Regions from separate parts of the Homo sapiens genome. Here all the other regions are linked to region 1. The links are chromatin contacts, found by Hi-C in ENCODE. All regions are on one chromosome and are shown on one strand. The core of a region is the stretch at or near the end of the contact, and the rest is flanking DNA. Distances in the headings are between cores, read along the strand shown. Region 1 overlaps HIPK2 (homeodomain interacting protein kinase 2). Region 2 holds the start of MKRN1 (makorin ring finger protein 1). Region 3 overlaps LOC107986854 (a long non-coding RNA gene).

Region 1 (3,648 bases), core at 1,128-3,627:
TAGGAATATCACCTGAGTTCTAAATGTTAATAGCTAGTTGAAAAAATTTAATATCTATGCAGGCCAAAGAGTGTCTGTCTCTGTGCCGGGTTCATCCTGTGGAATAGCAGCTTGCAAACTTCATGCCATCCGTTCAGTCTTGCCTGCATTTGGGTGCTTGGAAGTCCTCCTCAGGCTGTGTTTTCCTTGTGCCTCCTACCTTTTTAGAAAGTGCTTCATTGGTTCCCATCAGGGCAGGGCAGGGGCTGGATGGAGGACCTAGTGATGTGTTGGGTATCAGGGGGTGCTGACCTAAGGCTTGTTGGAAACACAAATCCAGAGCTTCTCTGCGTGCTCCCTCCCCTCTTAGAGACGCCCAATCAGTATCTGTCACTGCATAACGAAGTACCTCAAAATTCCGTGGCTGACACAATAAACATTATCTCACCGTTGCTGTGCTCCAGGAATTTGGGAGCAACATGACAGGACGATTCCCACTCCAGTTCTGTCATGAGGTGGCGGTGAGCTCTTAGCCCAGGCTGCAGTCACCCAAGGGCGTGACTGGGGCTGGAGGGTGTTCTTCCCAGGTGGGTCACCCTTGTGGCTGGCAAGCCAGAGCTGGCTGTTGGCCAGAGGCCTGGGTTCCATCCACGTGGATCTCTCCACAGGGCCATTGAGGGTCCTCTTCCAGAGTAAGTGATTCAAGGCAGAGCAAAAGCAGAAGCCACATGCCTTTTACAGCCTAGTCTCAGAAGCCACACATTGTCATTTCTGCGCTGTCTTATTGGTTACACAGGTTTGCCCTGCTCAGTGTGAGAGGAGACCACACCAGGGTGTTGACTTCCAGGAGAACTGGGTCCTCAGGGGCCATCTTAAGGGCTGGCTGTCACAGCTGTGATCACAACCCTCAGTCGGTCCCTTATGAACAAATGGTCCAACCCTGAGAATAGTTTAAAAAAAAAAAAAACCCGAAGGGAATAAAATATATGTCATAGTGATTTGCACCTAATATTCAGCCCACTTACTATTGTGTTCCCCAGATCAGCCTCAGAAATTAAATATCCTTTTTTTTTTTTTTTTTTTTGAGATGGAGTCTTGCTCTGTCGCCCAGGCTGGAGTGCAGTGGCACAATCTTGGCTCACTGCAACCTCTGCCTCCTGGGTTCAAGCGATTCTCTTGCCTCAGCTTCCTAAGTAGCTGAGATTACAGGTTCATGCTACCACACCCAGCTAATTTTTGTATTTTTAGTAGAGATGGAGTTTCACCATGTTGGCCAGGCTGGTCTTGATCTCCTGACCTCAGGTGATCTGCCTGCCTTGGCATCCCAAAGTGCTAGGATTACAGGCGTGAGCCACCATGCCTGGCCTAAATATCCTATTTTTATATCCCATCTTAGAACTGTCTTCCCTGAATGTATCTAAAGTCACTTTTTAAAAATATTTTTTAAAATCCTACCCATACCACCTCTTCAAGCGATAGACTGAGGTGTACCAAACAGAAGAACCCTTGCTTTTCAAGGGAACCCTTTCGCTTGCTGCTTACCCCTGTCTGCTTCCAGGGGTATTCCTAGGTCTCTCAGTTGCTCGAGCAACTAAACCTAACCAACTTCTCTACTAAACCTAACGTTTTGTAAAGATTTGAAAGGAAAATCACTCTGAACAAAGAGTAGTCCCTGCTTTGGTATACCAGTAGCACCTGTGAAGACAGGTGGCCCCAGAAGTTTTCTGGGACCCTCTGAATTGGTAGGAGAGGGGCACCAGTTAATCAGAGGCACAGACAGGGAGGAGCAGGGTTGCTCCTGTTCCTGCAGCAGTATCCATTTCTGGGACCCACTTTCCAAACCACCCCCCCGAATTCTAACAGCAGGAGACACACACACACACATACCCTCAGGCTCTACATCACCTCTGCCTCCTTCAAGACCACCCTTAATATTCATTTTAACCAGATTTTGCCTGAATAAAAACGTGAAGGGGAAGAAAAGGTGCCCCAGTGTGTTTTCCCCTAGGAAAATCCCTACTGGTAACTAGTCTTATTTGCTCAATAAACAAAATCTTAGGCTGGGAACTGAAGGTCAGCACAAGCAGCATCTGCGGGTGTGCACCGGGGCTCTGGGGCCCTGTAACATTTGCGCGTGTACCTGGGGGAAGGGGTGCTGCATCGGCCCGCCCCCCGCAGCCACCCGCCGCAGCAGTGGTCACCGAGTCAGGGTGTGGGGAGGTGGAAATGAAATGCATAATTCATAGGCCGCTGTGGTGTCCAGTCTGTGGGAGGGGTGGTAATTACAGAACTGAGAAATGAGGCTGCAGCGGGCAAGTCACCTCTAGGTTAGAGGCTGCTATGATAGATGGCCTGCATTGTTCTCTTTCTGACCTTTTTCTGAACTTCCCCTTAGAAGAACAGAGGAAATATGGTGCTGCCTTTTCCCATATTGTTTTTGAATAATACCTTCAGACGCCAGCTTTTAGAGTTTCTGTTCTTCCGTTTGGGGTTTTGCTTCCCCCTCCACCCGCCCAATGCCTTGCTTCTTTCCATAGAAAAATCGAATCACTAATGACTTTATCCTAGTATTAATGGTAAATACAGACTACACAAATATTTGTCCACACTGAACACAATACATACGGGGAAAGGAAAAAAAAAACCCGCAGCACCCTCTCCCTCCTTCTGCTCCGCCCTCCACTGCCAAGCAAGACAATCCCAAGAGCCGTCCTCCGTCCTCCGTAATGATGCAGACGGGGCTGATGAGAAGGGTGGGGGGCGTTGCTCGGTAGGAAGTGATGGAACCTAAGCTCTGGCTTGCAGAATAGAATCGTTTTAACCGGACGTGAAGGTGCAAGCAGGAATGATGCTCACTCCCATGTAAGCTATTGATGCTATCCCGGGGGGATAAAGTAACAAGGCTGGGGACTGTGTGCCGTATTCCCTTCATCAGCCTTTCCACTGTGTAACCCGAAAGCCGCAACGTCGTTTCCCTCCACGCTTCTCTCTGCCGCTAGTGATTTCCTGGTCTGAACTGTGACTCCCTAGTGATGGCCTGTAACTTTGGGTTCTGTGATCATCTGAAGTCTATCAACCTCTATATAGTCAGGGAAACCCAGAAGAGGGAAGAGGGAAGATTTCTGTTTGATTTTCACACAAGCAAGACTTACTAAAGAGTTAGGCAGAATTGTTCACTTAGCCTTCAATTCAAAATTGAATCTCAGGTTGAAACTTTGGGGTATGTGGGGTTGTTTTGTTTTTTGAAAAATGTACCCCTTTTGAGGCCAAATGAAAAGGAACTAGACAGTTCTGTGTCAGAGCCTTTCAGACTGGGGGTGGAATTTGGTTAGCTCCATTTAGCGGGTTAATGTTGATTGAACTCCTGCTGTGTGCATCACCACCCTGAGCTGTGTGGCAGCTGAGCACTTCCCTGGGAAGCAAATATAGGTTCTGTCTCCTCAAGGAACTTTTGATCTCTTGGGGGAATCCAGGACAAGCCTAAATACAACCATACAAAGACCTACTTACACAGCTGACACTACAGAGACAGGCCTGCCAGGCAGGCCCTCGCTGATTTCCAGTGATGCCACAAAACTTTTCTTCCTTGGCAAAAAAGAAACTAAGCTGTTCATACCAATGATCACTGTCATTCTTTCAAACATCTCACAGGTTTTTTTATGGGTTTAA
Region 2 (3,648 bases), core at 722-3,221, 830 kb before region 1:
CAGGTCAAAGGGGACAAAGTTGCAGCTGTGTAGGATGAATAAGTCTAGAGATCTAATGTACCACATGAAGACTATGATTTTTTTTTTTTTTTGAGACGGACTCTCGCTCTTGCCCAGGCTGGAGGGCAGTGGCGTGATCTCAGCTCACTGCAAGCCTCACCTGCCGGGTTCACGCCATTCTCCTGCCTCAGCCTCCCGAGTTGCTGGGACAACAGGCACCCACCACTATGCCCAGCTAATTTTTTGTGTTTTTTGAGTAGAGACGGGCTTTCACCGTGTTAGCTAGGATGGTCTCGATCTCCTGACCTTGTGATCCGCCCGCCTCGGCCCCCAAAGTGCTGGGATTACAGGTGTGAGCCACCGTGCCCGGCGGAAGACTATGATTAATGTTAATAGATAATATTGTATTGTATACTGGAAAATTGCTAAGAGTAGAGCTTGGGTTTTTACCACAAACACATACACAAAATATTCATGTGAGGTGATATGCTAAATCTGCTTGACTGTAGTAATCACTTCACTAGGTACATGTATATTAAAACAATGTTTTACACCTTAAATACATACAATTTTAAAGACGCATTAAAAAAAAAGCTAGGATATTCCAGACATATTTTGTTACTCATTATGTATTCACTGCAGTGTGAAAAGCACAATGCAAAGGGGTTTTTTTTTTTTTTTTTTTGCTTTTTGTTTTTTTTTTTTGAGATGGAGTCTAGCTTTGTCGCCCAGGCTGCAGTGCAGTGGCTAGAGTGCGGTGGCGCGATCTCGGCTCACTGCAAGCTTCGCCTCCCGGGTTCACTCCATTCTCCTGCCTCAGCCTCGGAGTAGCTGGGACTACAGGCGCCCGCCATCATGACCGGCTAATTTTTTTGTATTTTTTAGTAGAGACGGGGTTTCACCGTGTTAGCCAGGATGGTCTCAATCTCCTGACCTGGTGATCCGCCCCCCTCGGCCTCCCAAAGTGCTGGGATTACAGGCGTGAGCCACCGCGCCCGGCCAGTACAAAGGTTTTTAAACAGATTCTCATTTAACTTTCACAGCCATCTCTGAAGTAGGTACTATTATCTATTACTATTATTATTATTTTGAGACGGAATTTCATTCTGTCGCCCAAGCTGGAGTGCAGTGGCGCGATCTCGGCTCACTGCAACCTCCGCCTCCCGGGTTCAAGGAATTCTCCTGCCTCAGCCTCCTGAGTAACTGGGACTAGCCACTACACCCGGCTAATTTTTGTATTTTTAGTAAAGACGGGGTTTCACCACGTTGGCCAGGCTGATCTCGAACTCATGACCTCAGGTGATTCGCCTACCTCAGCCTCCCAAAGTGCTGGGATTACAGGCGTGAGCCACCGCGCCTGGCCTATTATTATTATTATTGTCGTTTTTACAGAGGAGAAAGCAGGAGCACCAAGAGGTAGGATAATTTGCTAGAAGACCCATGGCTTAGAAAGGGAAGCCTGGAGATAAGGGGACCAGCCCTCTAGAGCATTGCTCAGCCAAAATACTTGGCCAAGATCACATCTCTGATACCAGGAATGAGATAACCTTTATTAAGTGTTTACCATGTACCAGGCACTAAGCTCAGTGATTTCTAAGGACATCATATAATCCTCACAGCAACCATATGTGGGTCTGCTGTCATCCTTATTCGAGAGAGGCTGAAACGGAGGCTCAGATAGAACAAGTACCTAGCTCAAATATTACTAGAGAAATGGGAAAGTGCAGATTCAAACCCAGGTCTTCCGACTGCAAGTCCCTAGTCCCCAGCCCCAGCTCCACTATATCAGCCTCTGCTAGGAAGAAAGCCGCTAACTATGGACTTTCGTCGCCGGGGTTTCGAGCCTAGGACACACCTGTACAGACCCCCGTTTGCCCCGCCCCTTTCCGGAGGAGACGTCCCCTCCACCAATGAGCGGCGCCGTGGGCGGGCCGCGGGCGCGCATGCTCTGGGCCCGCAGTTGAAGTGGCGAGAGCGCTCAGATACGCGACGCGTAGCAGGCGGGGACCGAACGGGTGCCTCAGTGTCCTTCCCCTCCCCTCGCCTGGCCTCGCCGTCCTCTCCCCGCAGCCGGACCGGAACTATGTGATCCCGGAAGTTCCGGGGCCTTTGCTGTGTGGGATAAACAGTAATGGCGGAGGCTGCAACTCCCGGAACAACAGCCACAACATCAGGAGCAGGAGCGGCAGCGGCGACGGCGGCAGCAGCCTCCCCCACCCCGATCCCCACAGTCACCGCCCCGTCCCTGGGGGCGGGCGGAGGGGGCGGCGGCAGCGACGGCAGCGGCGGCGGCTGGACTAAACAGGTCACCTGCAGGTAGGACGTTGCGCGGCGGAGCGCCGGGCGCGGGGAGGGGGCCGCGGGCCAAGCCTGCGGCGCGGGAGGGAGGAGGGCGGCCGGCCTGCGGCTAGAGGCGCGGGAGGGCGGGGACCGGCGTTGTCTCGATCTCTGCAGCCCTCGCGGCCCCCGCTGCCGCCGCGTTCCCCCAGTCACTGCGTCAACCCCCGCTGGGCCGCGGAGCCCTCAGCGCTGTCCGCGGAGGCCTGGCGGTGCGCGATTACTGCGGAGCCGCGGGGCTGCACCGCCGCTTACACTTCCCTGAGCGCTGCCTGAGCTGGCTGCGAGCGCATCGGGGAGAGGTGGGCTGGCTCCTCCCCTGCCGCTGGAAGGATGCCCCCGCCGCTGCCTCCGGCTCCCGGGGCTCGGGAGGTGGTCACTTGAGGCCGGTCTCCCAGCGATCCTCTCCGGGCCTAGACACCCCGCCGAGGGCCCCAGCGAGCTTGCCTGGCTCCCGGCCCTCTCCTCTCTCCGTGCCATCCGTTTGTAACGTCTTTTCACGTCCCTCCGTCCCTCCGCCCCCCATCCTCCGCCCAACTGTGAGAAGAAGCTTTTGTATTTCTTCTTTGTATGTTTGTCGAGGTTGGCGGTGCTGAGCTTTGTCTTAGAAGCAGGCGTTCGGGGGCCGGGGTCGTCTTCTCCACCCGCGGTTTTTTTGAGCTGCAGATTATTACCCTCCCCCAGCGCTATGTTCCTCTTTTGAAATTTACGCATCTTCCGAAGGGAGTGAAAGGGCTCTTCGCTCCCGGAAGAGAGAGAGGTTTGGTTTTGGTTTGATATGCGAGACGAAAATATTAGAAAAATTAAGGGATGGCGGTTGTATGGATGTGTATGGTTGTAAAAAACTACCTAGCTCTACGCAGAAGAGGGCATTTAATTGTACGTTTTTTATTTTCCGGTTTTTAAATAGTGATCAGTAGCGACTGTAAGCTTTTCTTTTTCTATCAGTTGAATAAATCAACTGAAATGCCGGTTTTCACCTGGGTGGTATAATTTATATGCAAGTATGTAAAAATGATTCCTAATTAGAACTTGTAGTATTAAGGGTGAAATTTGAAACCTTCCCAGTCTTTGATGTGATACATTTATCCTGGCGACCTTCGAAGGTCTCTCAGCCTTTGATATGATACATTTAAGGTGTGAAGGATAAGCTTAATTATTTTACATAATGGGATGTAGAAAGCATAAACGCAATTTCAGGTCACTTGTCTTATTCATCGGTGGATTGTAAAAGTGGAATATTGCCAGGAATGATGATTTTAAAGTTTCTACTCATGGAGCAAATTATTTGAATATCTGTTTCCCTTTTAC
Region 3 (3,648 bases), core at 832-3,331, 590 kb before region 1:
TCCATATGAATACAAATCAAATGTATTCACATTCTATCATCAATGCCTGTGGTCACTCAAAATTCAAAAGAAGGGGCCGGGGCATGGTGTCAGCCTGTAATGTCAGCACTTTGGGAGGCCAAGGTGAGCGGATCACTTGAGGTCAGGAGTTCGAGATCAGCCTGGCCAACATGGTGAAACCCCTTCTCTACCAAAAATATAAAAAATTAGCCCGGTGTGGTGGCAGGCACCTGTAATCCCAGCTACTTGAGAGGCTGAGGCAGGAGAATCGCTTGAACCCAGGAGGTGGAGATTGCAGTGAAGTCGAGATCACGCCACTGCACTCCAGCCCAGCCTGGGCGACACTCTCTCAAAAAAAAAAAAAAAAAATTCAAAAGATGTGAACTTCCAAAATGGAGACTGCACACATGCACACATCTACATACATGCACACACACATGCATGCACACCATACACGTACATACATGTGCACCCACAGGCGCACACATACCATACACATGTGCACACATGCCACATGCATGTACACACGAACCATGTACATGCACACATACCAAACACACACGTGCACATACAAGCCCTCATCTAGGCTGAGATTTAAAAGCCCTGCAGTTGGCTGAGCGCGGTGGCTCACGCCTGTAATCCCAGCACTTTGGGAGGCCAAGGTGGGCGGATCTCCTGAGATCGGGAGTTTGAGATCAGACTGACCAACACGGTGAGGGTCAGCCCATCCAGAGCGCAATGGTTATTAGCCTAGGTGTAACCGAAACCCTGTCTCTACTAGTAGACAGGTTTAGTAGAAACCCTGTCTCTACTAAAAATACAAAATTAGCTGGGCATGGTGGCGGGTGCCTGTAATCCCAGCCACTTGGGAGGCTGAGGCAGGAGCATTGCTTGAACCCGGGAGGTGGAGGCTGCAGTGAGCCGAGATCACACCATTGCACTCCAGCCTGGGCAACAAGAGGGAAACTCTGTCTCTAAATAAATAAATTAATTAAATAAATAAAAATAAAAGCCCTGCGCTGACTCCATTCCTCAGTAGTGATGATTCCCCAAAACACTACAGTTCACCCTCCATAAAAGGGGTTGTCCAAGCTTGGAGCTCTCTGGGTCTGGGGTTTCCCCTCAGTAAAGTGAGGAATGTGGACAAGGAAACTTCTAGGACCTCTTCCTGTGCTCCCACATCCTCTGGCCCTAAGGGCTGTTTTCAGCTCCCCACCCCCATATCCCAAAGGATCAAAGGAATGGAAACTTAAGGAATTGGACCTTAAGGCTGTGGTGTCTGGGCTGGAGTGGACGGTGCTTTGCCACACACCTCTGGCATATCATCCTACAGCAGTGTTTCTCTTTTAAAAGAAAAAATTATTGCGGTGGCTCAGGCCTGTCATCCCAGCATTTTAGTACAGCGAGGCAGGTGGATCACCTGAGGTCAGGCATTCAAGACCAGCCTGGCCAACATGGTGAAACCCCATCCCTACTAAAAATACAAAAATCAGCCGGGTGTGGTGGTGGGCGCCTGTAATCCCAGCTACTTGGGAGGCTGAGGCAGGAGAATTGCTTGAACCCGGGAGGCAGAGGTTGCAGTGAGCTGAAGATCATGCCATTGCACTCCAGCCTGGGCAACAGAGCGAGACTCCGTCTCAAAAAAAAAAAAATTATTATGGACCCCAAGCTGACGAAATCTTTAATATTACCCAAATATATGTGCATATTAAGACCTTGGTATGCAAAGTTTAACAATACAACACCTCGTATTGTTAGGTAGTCTATCATCAGAAAAGTCAAGCAGAAAGGAAGAGAGAAGTCAGGGTGTCACTCTGGGCCCCCAACTTCAGGAGTGTTTCCATCAAGGGCTGCATTTCCCCCCTTGACAAACCCACCATAGCTCTGGCTTTGCTGGGTGATCCCTGGGTGCAGGGAAGCCCGACCCCTCCTTCTGTCCCCATTCATAGAATCCTGGACTGGCTAGGGGCCTAGAGAGATCACTAAGCACTGCTGAAATGCAGAAGACCAACTTCTAGACACAGGCACCCCGCCCCCTCCTTCTCTCCCTCCAGCCTAGGGGTGGCAGTCACTTACTGCTGTTGTAAACCTCTGGGCTGCCTCACCCTCTACTTTTTGGATCTTTGGTTTATTTGTCCTGGGTCCTAGGAAGGAGGTGAGGCAGCACTTCCTAAGGACGGGGAGTGCAGATGGCATAGGCAAGATGCCCGCAGAGGCTGATCCAGGCATGTGCTCAGCACAGCAACTGTAAGAGGAGAGCAGGGCTGGGCCAAGGGAGAAGGTGAAATGTGATGCACTTGCCACCAAAGCCCGGCCCTCCATCCCATGACGAGTTACAAAGCCCTTCGGAGTTGTCCTGAGTGGAGGCAAGGGGCTGGGTTTTTGCACCCCACTCCCCATATCTCACCCCTACATGGTTCGGTTGAATTCAGGCTGCCCCGCAAGGAAGGAGCCACCCTTGGGCCAGGCAGCCCCCTTCAGGCAGGGCTATTCCTGGGAACAGACTGGCGGTGAGCTGTCAGCAGTTGTATCCCAAAGAAGAACCTGGGCAGAGGCTGCAGAGTCGGCCACAGCATCAAAGCCCAGCTCTGCTTACTACCTGCGTGACCTAGACCCAATTCCTCATCCTTGTTTAGCATGCAGTTCAGTTTCCCCATCTGTAAAACAGGGAGGCTGTGAAGATCAAATGAGACCATGTTCCCGTAGGGGACAAGAAGCCCGCCCCTGGCTGGCTTCCCTCTAGGGAGCTGCTGCCAATCCCTTTGGCCAGGATCCAGGACTCTGCTTCAGCCACCTGTATAAGGGGGCGGGGACCCTGTGTGATGAGGTCTGTGCCAAGGTGTGGCCTTCCCTCCCACATCCTACTCTCAGGGGGTGGATGGATCTTGCTCTTCTCACTGGCTCCTCCAGCTCTGGGGACAGAACAAGGACGGCGAACCAAGGTCCTCTTGGAGCCTGTCCTTCTGGCCTCCCTCATCCTCCCCACATGAGCACTGGCAGGTTGGGCCCAAGCATGGCCAGGGAAGGGAGAACCTCTGGATCCTGGAGTTCCGAGCCTCAGCTGTGCCATGCAGCCCAGAGCCCTGCCCCGAGTGGAGTGTCAGGCTCTGTGCCATTTGCCTTTATCCTCTGTGTGTGCCAATCCCCAGGAACCCCACAGGAAGGAAGGGGTGGAAGAGCTAGGGCAGAATTCTGGCATTCCTGGGTCCCCTAAATCCCACCTGCACTCTGAATGGTAGAAAAGATGGGAAGATATAAATAGAAAGCAGTGGGGGTGTGGGGGAAGGTCAGCAGCACCCCAGACTGCTTCAGGGCCCCTGGGGACACAAGGAAACCTGATGTGAGTTGGAAAAGGTCCCTCCTCCGGGTGGACGCACACCCATGATGTGCAGCTTAGCTCACAGATGGCGCCTTTGTGCAAACTAGAAAAAGCCCTCAGCCCTCCCTGTGTGGTTGGGGTGCAGCGCCCAACCTGAATGAAGTCTCCACGGGATGTCACAGGTCCCTTGCACTGCCAGTTTTCTCAGCACACACGAAATTGAAGGTATAGCCTTGGGTTCTGCACATTTTGTGTGGCTTATGTGCCAACTGGGACAATCTGGTTATATGCCACAGAGCCCATCTTCCCAGACGTCAAACATCTGTCCA

The links. Hi-C counts contacts between places; a loop is a spot of excess contacts on that map. Pooled maps may share reads with other maps.
Region 2: a map with no recorded cell type shows a loop between it and region 1 (4-fold over the local background). The contact joins the promoter of MKRN1 here to the enhancer-like site in region 1. A Hi-C loop is called at or near these places in 1 of 168 maps with a recorded cell type or tissue (sciatic nerve), 1 of 37 single-sample maps with no recorded cell type and 6 of 50 pooled maps.
Region 3: a loop to region 1 is called in a map of naive thymus-derived CD4-positive, alpha-beta T cell, with 2.4 times the contacts of the local background. The contact joins two enhancer-like sites. A Hi-C loop is called at or near these places in 4 of 168 maps with a recorded cell type or tissue (CD4-positive, alpha-beta T cell, CD4-positive, alpha-beta memory T cell and naive thymus-derived CD4-positive, alpha-beta T cell) and 9 of 50 pooled maps.

The regions. Positions count from the first base shown.
Region 1 is chr7:139,647,765-139,651,412 of GRCh38, reverse strand. All of the region lies in intron 2 of HIPK2 (homeodomain interacting protein kinase 2), which reads left to right. Among named protein-coding and RNA genes, the nearest start is that of CLEC2L, 130 kb to the right of the region's middle. RefSeq lists an enhancer at 1,798-2,067. Within about 2 kb of position 2,377, at least 20 of the 41 ENCODE cell types and tissues checked have a DNase peak (open chromatin) inside an H3K27ac peak, as active enhancers do.
Region 2 is chr7:140,477,828-140,481,475 of GRCh38, reverse strand. It overlaps MKRN1 (makorin ring finger protein 1), which reads left to right and starts at 1,971. Exons shown (of 8, transcript NM_013446.4): 1 at 1,971-2,316. The coding sequence starts at 2,132. RefSeq lists enhancers at 624-1,534, 1,865-2,705 and silencers at 1,841-1,950, 2,241-2,380, 2,661-2,740.
Region 3 is chr7:140,238,169-140,241,816 of GRCh38, reverse strand. All of the region lies in intron 1 of LOC107986854 (a long non-coding RNA gene), which reads right to left. Among named protein-coding and RNA genes, the nearest start is that of KDM7A-DT, 63 kb to the right of the region's middle. Within about 2 kb of position 2,081, at least 3 of the 41 ENCODE cell types and tissues checked have a DNase peak (open chromatin) inside an H3K27ac peak, as active enhancers do.